Regions from separate parts of the Homo sapiens genome. Here region 2 is linked to region 1. A link is a contact called in ENCODE Hi-C data. All regions are on one chromosome and are shown on one strand. The core of a region is the stretch at or near the end of the contact, and the rest is flanking DNA. Distances in the headings are between cores, read along the strand shown. Region 1 overlaps DLG2 (discs large MAGUK scaffold protein 2). Region 2 overlaps DLG2 (discs large MAGUK scaffold protein 2).

The links. A loop is a pair of places that touch in the nucleus more often than their neighbours do.
Region 2: a loop to region 1 is called in a map of PC-9, with 2.5 times the contacts of the local background. The contact joins two enhancer-like sites. A Hi-C loop is called at or near these places in 2 of 168 maps with a recorded cell type or tissue (Caco-2 and PC-9).

The regions. Positions count from the first base shown.
Region 1 is chr11:85,121,606-85,127,094 of GRCh38, reverse strand. The region is part of intron 5 of DLG2 (discs large MAGUK scaffold protein 2); the gene reads left to right. Among named protein-coding and RNA genes, the nearest start is that of DLG2, 500 kb to the left of the region's middle. RefSeq lists an enhancer at 3,151-3,200. Within about 2 kb of position 3,139, at least 2 of the 41 ENCODE cell types and tissues checked have a DNase peak (open chromatin) inside an H3K27ac peak, as active enhancers do.
Region 2 is chr11:85,168,128-85,173,616 of GRCh38, reverse strand. All of the region lies in intron 4 of DLG2 (discs large MAGUK scaffold protein 2), which reads left to right. Among named protein-coding and RNA genes, the nearest start is that of DLG2, 460 kb to the left of the region's middle. Within about 2 kb of position 3,281, at least 4 of the 41 ENCODE cell types and tissues checked have a DNase peak (open chromatin) inside an H3K27ac peak, as active enhancers do.

The DNA.
Region 1 (5,489 bases), core at 1,890-4,389:
TGTTATCTTAAAGGAAATAGGATATTCCATCCATCATTAAAACTGGTTCCAAATCCCAGCTTGCCCAGACTTCTTTCCCATTTCATCCCCCTGATTTGAGCTCTCTCCTATTTTCTGCCACAACCTGTGTTGCCCATTCTTATACCTGTTCAGTAAAATAATGGTTTCCCCTTTTACTAGCTGGATGACCTTCTCAGCACTGCAGTTTTCTCATCCATGAAAGGGTACCTATCTCACAGCGTTGTTTTAAGAATTCGGTGAGATAAGAACTATAAAATGCTTAGGATATTACCTTGTAGGGAGTAGGCACTCTGTTCTTTGTTAGGGTCTATAGCTTCTTTATCTTTGTATCTTTTTTTGTGGTGCACTTCTTGTATTTATCCTGCCAATGACACTGGTTCTAATTCTTGTCATTCCAACCAAATGTCTGCAAGGTGGCATGTCTACGTGGGGGAGATTGGAACAGGGGGCTTGATGTATCAGAAAAAAAATGTATTGAGTGGCAAAGAGGAGCATAAATACAGCTAATAGTAGGGAAAATTTAACATAACCTGACCTTTTTGTGTAGAAAGAGAAGAGATTCTATGACTGTCTTAATAACCTGGGATTAACCATTTAATAGTGTCAGACATATGAAATACTAATGCCATTAATATAATAGCTTAACTTTCTTTTATTAAGTATTCCATCCAGCTGCAAGAGGATCATTCTAATACACAAACCCAACAACATCACTCTCAGCAACCTATTGAAAGATGAGTAGTTACACAAATTCTTACCAAAGTATACGATTCTCTTTTGACTTAGAACCTAAATTTCTCTCATGTCTTATCTTCTTTCATTATACCTTGTATTTTACACTCCAAGAATGTTGAAAATACATGGACGAGACCATCTTTTAAATCTGTGTTACCTTCCCTATCTTTCATTAAACTAAAGGACACATTGGCCTTGCTGGCTTCCCGCCGTTCTTTGAAGGTGTCAACCATGTTTTGGTTTCGGCGACTTCCATTTGTTATTTTTTTTTCTAGATGACCATCCACCCATCTAAATTCTACTTATATTCCAGATGTCACCTTACATGTCACTACCTTTCCTAAAATTTTATGTATTCTTGGAGTACACTCTGATTTTTATGCCACATTTCCACACATAGCAACTCATAGTGCATACTGATTTGTGTGATTATTTTGTCTTTCTTTTGACTAGACAGAAACTCCATAAGGAAAGGAACTGTGTTCCTTTTTCTTGTGTGTGTGTGTGTGTGTGTGTGTGTGTGTGTGTGTGTATAATGTCTGGGACATTGAAGGTACTTGAATTTAATAAAAACACGTTTAGTCTTTAGACCAACCTGGTGATCCTTCATATCTTAAAGATGAGGTGCATTCACAGAAATAATAAGTTTTATAGTGGGGATTCCAACTCAAGTCTTTATGACTCTAATATCCATGTTCCCATTCACTATTATTCTCTCCTGATTGAATCACAACAAAGTTATTATTTAGTTAAAATATACTCTTGATAATATACTTTGCATTTCATTCCTTCTCAACCTAAATATCTAATTAAATAAAAGCAATGCACTTATATAGGGCTTAATTTAAAATTACAATTAGTTGTAGATTTGTAGTTTTTCAGACATATATCCATAGTCTGTAAAACTAAACTTTTAGAAATAAAATAAAACTTTATTATATGAATCATACCAATCATCTGTTAACACATCTGTAGTAAATGGTTTTCCCTCCAAACATGATTACAGGATGTTACTTCATAACATTAGCCCTTTTTGATTCTGTGAGTAAAAACAACACAATGCTATGAAGAGCTATGAGACTGAGAGTATTGTCCTTTATAAGACCTTTACATAAATCTTATATTCTCAGACAAATGTGGGTCTGCAGAGGAAACAACTGCAAATGAAATTTTACAACTTAGATAACATTTACACATTTACTGCGCTCAGGCTGGGCACGGTGGCTCACGCCTGTAATCCCAGCACTTTGGGAGGCCGAGACGGGCAGATCATGAGGTCAGGAGATCGAGACCATCCTGGCTAACACGGTGAAACCCCGTATCTACTAAAAATACAAAAAATTAGCCTGGCATGGTGGCGGATGCCTGTAGTCCCAGCTACTTGGGAGGCTGAGGCAGGAGAATGGCGTGAACCTGGGAGGCGGAGCTTGCAGTGAGCCAAGATTGCGCCACTGCACTCCAGCCTGGGCGACACAGCGAGACTCCGTCTCAAAAAAAAAAAAAATTTTACTGTGCTCAAAACTTTAAAAAATATTATAAATCTTTCATGATGTACAAAAAAGAATTCATCACTGCCCTTTAGTATTTATCCATTATTTAATTTGAATGTTTGGAATATAAGATTTTCTTAAAGCAGATTACCCATGATTATAGCTACCTGAGGGACCTGTCTTGTTGCATGTATGTATGTTTCACCAAAGGCAATCTGAGAATATGTGTTGGATCAAGATTCAGAAAATATAGACTTGAGGTTTCCATTTATTATACTAGTAATCTTAGTAAACTCACTTTATCCTCTCTGACCCTTATTTTTCTCAAGTCTGAAATGGGGTAATAATACTGGCTTATCAGTAGTTCCTGAACAGGATTATTGTACAGAATCAAATTAGTTTATATATTTGAAAAGTACGAAGTACTCTATACATGGAAAGGATGAGAGAAATTATTGAAAATAAGATATCCTAGCATAAATTGGCATCTTTCATTACCATTAGCATCACCGTATGGTAGAGAAAAATGAGAGCTGTGTCTGTATATGTGTTAGAAGTAATCTTAAGTGACACAGGTCACATAAATACTTAAGCAAACTTAAGTTAAAAGAAGATCTAAGAGGATCACCTTTGTGAAGGTCTTGGCAAAGAACATCCCAGACAAGGGGAGTAGCTAGTGCCAACATACACATAAGGTTTAGTGTAGCAACTATGTATACACATAGCCAATAAATAGCAGCTGATGGTGTTTCTGTTCCCTCTCCTCTTTCTCTCTCATTTCCTCATTTCTGGGAGTCTGACACTGAAGGATAAATTTCACTAATTCAATTAGCTAGTTACCACTCTGGTGGCAAATTTCTATTTGTGTAGTCATGGTGATGGGGATTTCCTCTGGCTTCAGTGAATAATACTTTGCAGGTTTATAGCCTCTTACTGGTGAGAGAAAGATACCAAATGTTTTAGCTTCTTCTTCCATTTGTGCGTTCAAAGATAGTACCAGATTCAAAAGCCTATGAAAATAACCTTTGCCCCTCATATCTCTGTTTTAATATGCTTACCCACACATATCACTTTCTTTGTATCTAAGTAATTCAGTTCTCGAGCTAACCTTTTGGAGATGACAGGTTTTATGAGAAACGGGTTTGAGAGTAAATGAATGAGTTCTTGGAATTTGGAATTCTATTTACCTATTAAGTAAATTTAAGCCGAAAGTTCCCGGAAAATGTTTACTCTCTGGAGTCTTCCAAGCATAAACAGTTCTCCTACTCTGCTCTGTGCTCAATTTCTTTGTATGCCACTATCCCAGTTGTCATGGTTAGAAAAGTAGGAGTTAACCTTGATTTTTATTTATTCCTAAATCTCCCACAGCCCCAATCCTTATTTATTCTATTCCTTATAATCTGTCCTTTATTTACAATTTCTACTACCAGTGGTCTTTTTCAGAGACTCACTAATTCTTACCTGGATTTCTACAATAGAATCCCTATTTGTCTTCCTACCTTTCCTATCTTTCCACTCCTATACATTTTCCACACCATTAACTTGAACCTTCCCTTAAAAAATATACATACAGGCCGGGCATGGTGGCTCACGCCTGTAATCCCAGCACTTTGGGAGGCCGAGGCGGGCGGATCACGAGGTCAGGAAATCGAGACCATCCTTGCTAACACGGTGAAACCCCGTTTTCACTAAAAATACAAAAAATTAGCCGAGTGTGGTGGCAGGTGCCTGTAGTTCCAGCTACTTGGGAGGCTGAGGCAGGAGAATGGCATGAACCCGGGAGGTGGAGCTTGCAGTGAGCCGAGATCGCACCATGGCACTCCAGCTTGGGCGACAGAGCGAGACTCTGTCTCAAAAAAAAAAAAAAAAAAAAAAAAAATATATATATATATATATATAATATATATACAGACACACATACATGCATGTGTGTGTATAAATATGTGTGTGTATATGTGTATAAATATACATATATATGTGTGTATATGTGTGTGCATTTATGTGTGTGTGTGTATATATATATATAATTTGCATGTATATCACAACTCTGCAACTCTCGTTATAATCCTTCAGGGATTCCCTGTCCCCTACTGCTCCCTTATTCAAAATTTTGTTTGTTCACCAAATGCAATATCATCTGCTAGAAAACTGCTGGAAATGCAGGATCTTAGTCCCCGTGTGAAACTACTGAATCAGAATCTGCGTTTTCATAAGATCGATAATTGATTTGTATCCTTAGTTGATTTTGCACATTAAGGTTTGAGAAGCACTGCCCTTCAAGATAAAGTCTGCATTGTTTCCCCTGCAGCACATGGCCCTCGATGTTGTATCCCTTGCCTAACTGCCTATCTCAGATCCCACTACCTTTCATGCCTTAGTCAACTATAATCAATAACATTTGGTTTCCCCAAATAATTTGAATTTCATCCTCTTGTTTCTTCGTTGTGCCTGTTTTTTCTTATGCCTGGAATACCTCTCAACTTCCTAGCTTGATACTTCCCTAATACATTTCTTAACCTTTAAGATTCAGCTAAATGCGGATTTCTCTTTAAGTACTTTCCTTGGTATTGTCCTACTAGACTGAGCCCATCAGCCTCCATGTTCTCCGCACATTGTCTGCATCTTTGTTATAGTCTTTATCTGGTTGTGTAGTTAGCTTTTCCATGTGCCTATTTCTTGCTAGAATGTGAATTCCTTGAGGACAGGGGAAGTTCTTAGTTGTATTTATAGCTGATCACTTACCATGGTACTGGCAGATGTACTACAAGTGTTGATTGATTCTTTCATTTAACAGACATTTGATAGCTATTTCACTGTTCAATAAGTGAATGAGTGGGTGAAATTCTTCCTTCCTCTAATTTACACACACACATACATACATACTACACACACACACAACACTCTTATGTAGATATCCATGTACTTCTGTGTGTGTATATATAGACTCATGTGCACATATACACAAATGTTTTAGCATATATACATACATGTACACACATATGTACATGTGTATATATAATGTGCATTTCACAATAAATAGTTGTGAAAGAAATCTTTGTACTCTGATGGAGAAACTATTCAGTTAAGAGACAGCCAATTGGTAAACTTATCTGTGAATATTTGGTGAGCCTGAAATGATACTTGGAAGTGTCATTTTTGTATAAAAGAAATGGACTAATAGAGGTAAAATTCCTTATATACACCTGGAAAATGGCAATTGAATCACATCTATGATAAACCAAA
Region 2 (5,489 bases), core at 2,032-4,531, 46 kb before region 1:
GAATTTGATCCTGTTATCATGATGCTAGCTGGTTACTTAGCAGACTTGTTTATGTGGTTACTTCATAGTGGCACTGGTCTGTGTACTTCAGTGTGTTTTTGTAGTTGTTGCTGGTAATGGGTTTTTCCTTTCCATATTTAGTGCTTCCTTCAGGAACTCTTGCAAGGCAGGCCTGATGGTGATAAATTACATCAGCATTTGCTTGTCTGAGAAGAATCTTATTTCTCCTTCACTTATGGAGTTTAGTTTGGCCAGACATGAAATTCTGGGTTGGAAATACTTTTCTTTAAGAATGTTGAATATTGGCCCCAATCTCTTCTGGTTTGTAGGGTTTTTGCTTAGAGGTTTGCTGTTAGTCTGCTGAGCTTCTCTTTGTTAGTCACCTGGCCTTTCTCTCTGGCTGCTCTTAACCATTTTTTTCTTTCATTTCAACCTAGGAGAATCTGACGATTATGCATCTTGGGGATTATCTTCTTGTTGGGTATCTTACTGGGGTTCCCTGGATTTTTTGAATTTGAATGTTGGCCCGATTTGCTAGGTTAGGGAAGTTCTCCTGGATGATATTCTGAAGTATGTTTTCCAACTTAGTTCCATTCTCCTTGTCTCTTTCAGGTACCCCAATCATTCATAGGTTTGGTCACTTTACGTAATCCTATATTTCTCAGAGGTTTGGTTTGTTCATTTTCATTCTTTACTCTCTATTTTTTTTGCCTGTCTTATTTCAGAAAGATTGTCTTCAAGCTCTGAGATTCTTTCCTCTGCTTGGTCTATGCTGCTATTGATACTTGTGGTCGCATTGTAACATTCTTGTGTTGTTTTTCAGCTTCATCAGATCTATTATGTTCCCACTAAACTAGCTGTTCTGGTTATCAGGTCTTGTATTGTTTCATCATGATTCTTACCTTCTTTGCATTGGGTTAGAATATGCTCCTTTAGCTCAGCAAAGTTTGTTATTCATTATTAACCACTCTCTGAAGCCTACTTCTGTCAATTCAGCCATCTCAACCTCAGCCCAGTTCTGTGCCCTTGCAGGAGAGGTATTGCAGTCATTTGGAGGAGAAAAGGCACTCTGGCTTTTTGAGTTTTCAGCATTTTTGCATTGATTCTGTTCCATCTTTGTGGGCTTCTCTACCTTCAATCTTTGAGGTTGCTGACCTTTGAATGGGGTTTTTGTGGGGTCTTTCTTGTTGATGTTGTTGTTGTAGCTTTCTGTTTGTTTTTCTTTTAACATTCAGGCCACTCTTCTGTAGAGCTGCTGCAGTTTCCTGGGGGTCCACTCTAGACCCTGGTCACCTTGTTCCCTTCAGCACCTGGAGATATCATCAGTGAAGGCTGTGAAACAGCAAAGAGGGTAGCCTTCTCCTTCCTCTGGGAGCTAATGGATTTCAGGGGGTCACCAACCTGATGCTGGCCAGAACGCTCCTGTAGGAGGCGTCTGGAGACCCTTATTGGGAGGACTCACCCAGTCCGGAGGAAGGGATTCAGGAACCCACTTAAACAAGCAGTATGGCTGCCCCTTAGCAAAGCAGGTGTGCTGCACTGGGCGGAACCCCCCCTCGTCCAGAATGCCCGGACTCTTCAGTGCCAGCAGGCTGGAACATCTAAGCCAGCTGAACCACAGGGACAGTGGCCACTTCCCCCTGGGGCTTCATCCTAGGGAGAGATCAGAGTTCTGTCTGAAAAACTTGGCTGAAGTTGCTGTAATTCCCACAGGGAGGCCCCACCCAGTGAGGAGGGAGGGATCAGTTAAAGCAGCAGTCTGGCCATGATCTGGCATGGCAGCTATGCTGTATTGTGGGGAACTCCTTCCAGTCCAGACAGCCTGGACTCCCTGGAGCTGGCAGGGTAGAATGGCCCACTCTTAACTTCAGAGATGGTGGCTGCCCTTCCCCCCAGGAACTTGGTCTGTTTCAGGCAGTCTCCAGCCTGCTGCCACTGGCTGGCTGGAATTCCAAGCCAGTGGGTCTTAACCTGTAAGGTGCTGTAGGAGTAGGGCCCACAGAATGAAGCCACTTAACTCCTGGATTCAGCCCCCTTCCTAGCGTAATGCGTGGATGGATCTCCCACCTCACTGGAATTCCCAGGGCCAGATTATACAAAACCCTTGGGCCTCTGTGCATGCCCCAGTGGCCATTATGTGGAGTTTCCACACAGCTCTCTGCTTCGGATCCAAGGCCCTGGTCGCATTGGCTCACGAGGGGATCTCCTGATCTACAGTTTGCAAAGATCCATGGGGAAACCATGGTTTCCCAGATGAGGGTGCATAATCACTCACCACCTCCCTTGGCTGGAGGTGGGGGTTCCCCTGGCTCTGTGCTGCTCCGTGGGCCATTGCTTCACCCTGCTTTTCCTCACTCTCCATGGGTCCAGCTGTCTACCTAGTCAGTCCTAATGCAATAACCTGGATACCTCAGTTGAAGGTACAGAATTCGCTTCCTGTTTTCACTCCTCCCTGTGACAGCTGCAGACTGCAGCTGCTTCTAATTGGCTATCTTATCTGGCACCCCTTGAGATATTTTGCATTTAGGTAAATATTTTGTGTATCACCTTCTTTTCCAAACAATTATTACTATGGTGTCTTCCGGTTGGTAGTTTTCTGATTGCCTCATTTCTTCTACGTGTATTTGTTGACATTTTCCTGTAAGGAAGAGCTTTCCCTTCTCCCCTGTTTTTTTTTTTTATTTGTTATGCCTTATTTGTGGAGTCCTAATTAGAGAAGGGGAGTTGGGCTGGTGGGACCAAGGGAAAGCAAAAAGAGAAAGCCCTCTTCAGCACACAGCACAAACATCATCCTATAAAATCCCCAGCAAGTCTCTCTCTCCTGTCAGTCACCTCCTCTCCTGCTGACCTACCTGTTGTTTTCTTGCAATGCATTTTCCTACTTTCTCAAACCTGCCTTTCTTTACGTACAGCTGTCTTGGTAAATTCTTTTTACCACCTGTGCAATACCAGCCTCAGATAGTTGCCAACCTGGGACATTATTTAACCTTCCTAACTTGAATTTTGTAGTGTTGGGCTCAGAACATGATACCTCAAATTATGGTACTTTGTCATGCTGAGTACTTTGAACTGAAGGAGATTGTAAGGGGCTCAGAGTTTCTTTGACTTTCTTCTATTCACCTTTCCCCACTATTTTTCCTGCCCAAGCTGAGTCATAGAAAGCAGAATTACTCTCCCCTTGGGTGAGTCATAGAAACTAGAATTCCTCTTCCCCAAAGCAAGCATGAAACCTGGAAAGGTCACTCTCTGGCCTCCCTTTTACCCTAAAGGTTCTTACGAGGCAAGTATCCTGCTGTATATGTGGGGGGAAAGAATGTCATACAGAGACACAGGAAAAAATCTGAACAAACAGGCCTTACTGAAGTTCCTTCTCCTCTCCCCTGTCCCTCCAGTCTATTACCATTAGATCATACCCCTTTTTGTCCAGTCATGTTTCTTCACAACTCTGCACTGCTTTTATCAGATTTATTTTTTAAAATACAGTTTTCCTTGGGTCTTTGGATCTTCATTTCCTTATGATGGCTCGCTGCCATGTAATATATAAACTTTTATTGAATTAAAATTATGTGCTTTTCTCCTATTTTTAGGCTTAGCCAGGAATCCTAGGTGGCTTGGGGAAACTTTTCCCCCCATAGGACAAATAAGATACATGTATGTGTTTTTATTTTCCCTTCTTTCTTATGTTGGGGCTTAGAAAATGATACCCAAAAGTATAGCTCTTTGACATGCTTAGCACTTGAATTAAAGGAAATTAGAAGGCCTCAGAATCAAGGACTTTTTGACCTTCTGTGTCTCTTCCCAAGCACAGGGTCGAACTCTCTGAAGGTTCTTTATCTGAAGCTACTCCAGAAGGAACATAATTGCTTTGGATACCTTCCCTGAAATTTTATTATTTAGAGAGGAGTAAACTCATATTTCAGGAAGAAAGACTGAGGAATATTACATATCTAGACAGAATGTCACAAACTATTGTCTGTTCTTAAGGTCCCATTCAGTTTCCAAACACAGCAATTCACAAATGATGATCTGTTCTTTGGGCCCAATCAACTCTCCTAAAAATCATTTACTACCCCTAAAAATTGCCTACATTCCCTCATCTCCTTGTCCTCTATGAAGAGGGTGCTATTTAAGCATTAGCCATCTCATCCTTTTTTGTGTTTCAATTTTGTATGGCTCATACATAGTTTGTATGTGCACACTTGCATGTTAATACATTTACGTACCGTTTTTCATGTTATCAGTTTATTTTAGCAAACTGGAACCTTCAGAGAGGGAGCGGAAAATTTCCTTTGCCCCTACACTTACACGGAAGATAGCATATTATAGACACAGTTGAACTTCTCTTAGCCACAGGTTCTGCATCCACATATACAATCAACCTGAAATCGAAAATATTAAAAGACAATAAAAATAACAGTATGGCAATGAAAATAATACAAATAAAAATACAGTACAACAACTATTTTTATAGCGTTCCCATTGTATTTGGTATTATAAGTAATCTAGAGATGTTTAAAAGTATCTGGGAGGATATGTGTAGGTTATATGCAAATACTACTTCACTTTATATGAGGGACTTGAGCATACACAAATTTTGGTATCTGTGAAGGTTTCTGGAACCAACTCCACATGGGTACTGAGGGGATGACCGTGTTCTTTAGCACTTTGCTTGTTTTACTTTAACAGTGTATCCTGAAAAAAATTCTGTTAGTTTATAGAAACCTTTTTTATTATTTGCATACCTGCATAGTAGTCAGCCAGACTTTTTAAAGGTTTGCAATGACGAAGACATTGACATAATGAAGTACCTGGTACTAGATAAGACCAGCTACCATAAACAACTATATAGCTGGAAATGCATGTGAAAGGTACATGATATTTTTTGTCCTATTTCTGCAAAATTTTTATAAGCTTTAAGTTATTTTGAATACATTTAAAAATCAAAGAAAAATGTAAAATAATAAATAAGTCTGTGAGAGCTTTACTTTTAAAATGTTTTCCCATTTGACCCCTCTACTCTTCCCTATCATTTCTCACCTCAACCCTTCTTTGATTCCCTATTTTTTGGGATAATCTGAATTCTTTGGCATAATGTCTAAGATTCTCCTAAATTGGCTTCTGCTTACCTTTTCTATTTCATTTCTAACAACTATTTGATGGCAAAAATGTAGTTGTCCAACTATATCATTCTGTTATAATACTTCAAAATTAAATTGAAATTATCTGCTTATATACTTGTTTCACTTATTTCACTCTACATTTCTTAAAGGACTGGCATATTGAGCATTTAATAAATGTTTATTGAACTGAACCTCTGTTGAAGTTTCAGAGCATGTTGTCTGCACTTCATTTTTGACAATCAAATCTTTCCACATGGTTTTATAGTGACTTTTGTATATATTTGTTTCCTTTCTTACACTAAATTCTTTTTGGACACTGTCTTCTTTGTGTTTTCCCCAAAACATCTTCTTTAGTGCTTTGCATGTAAT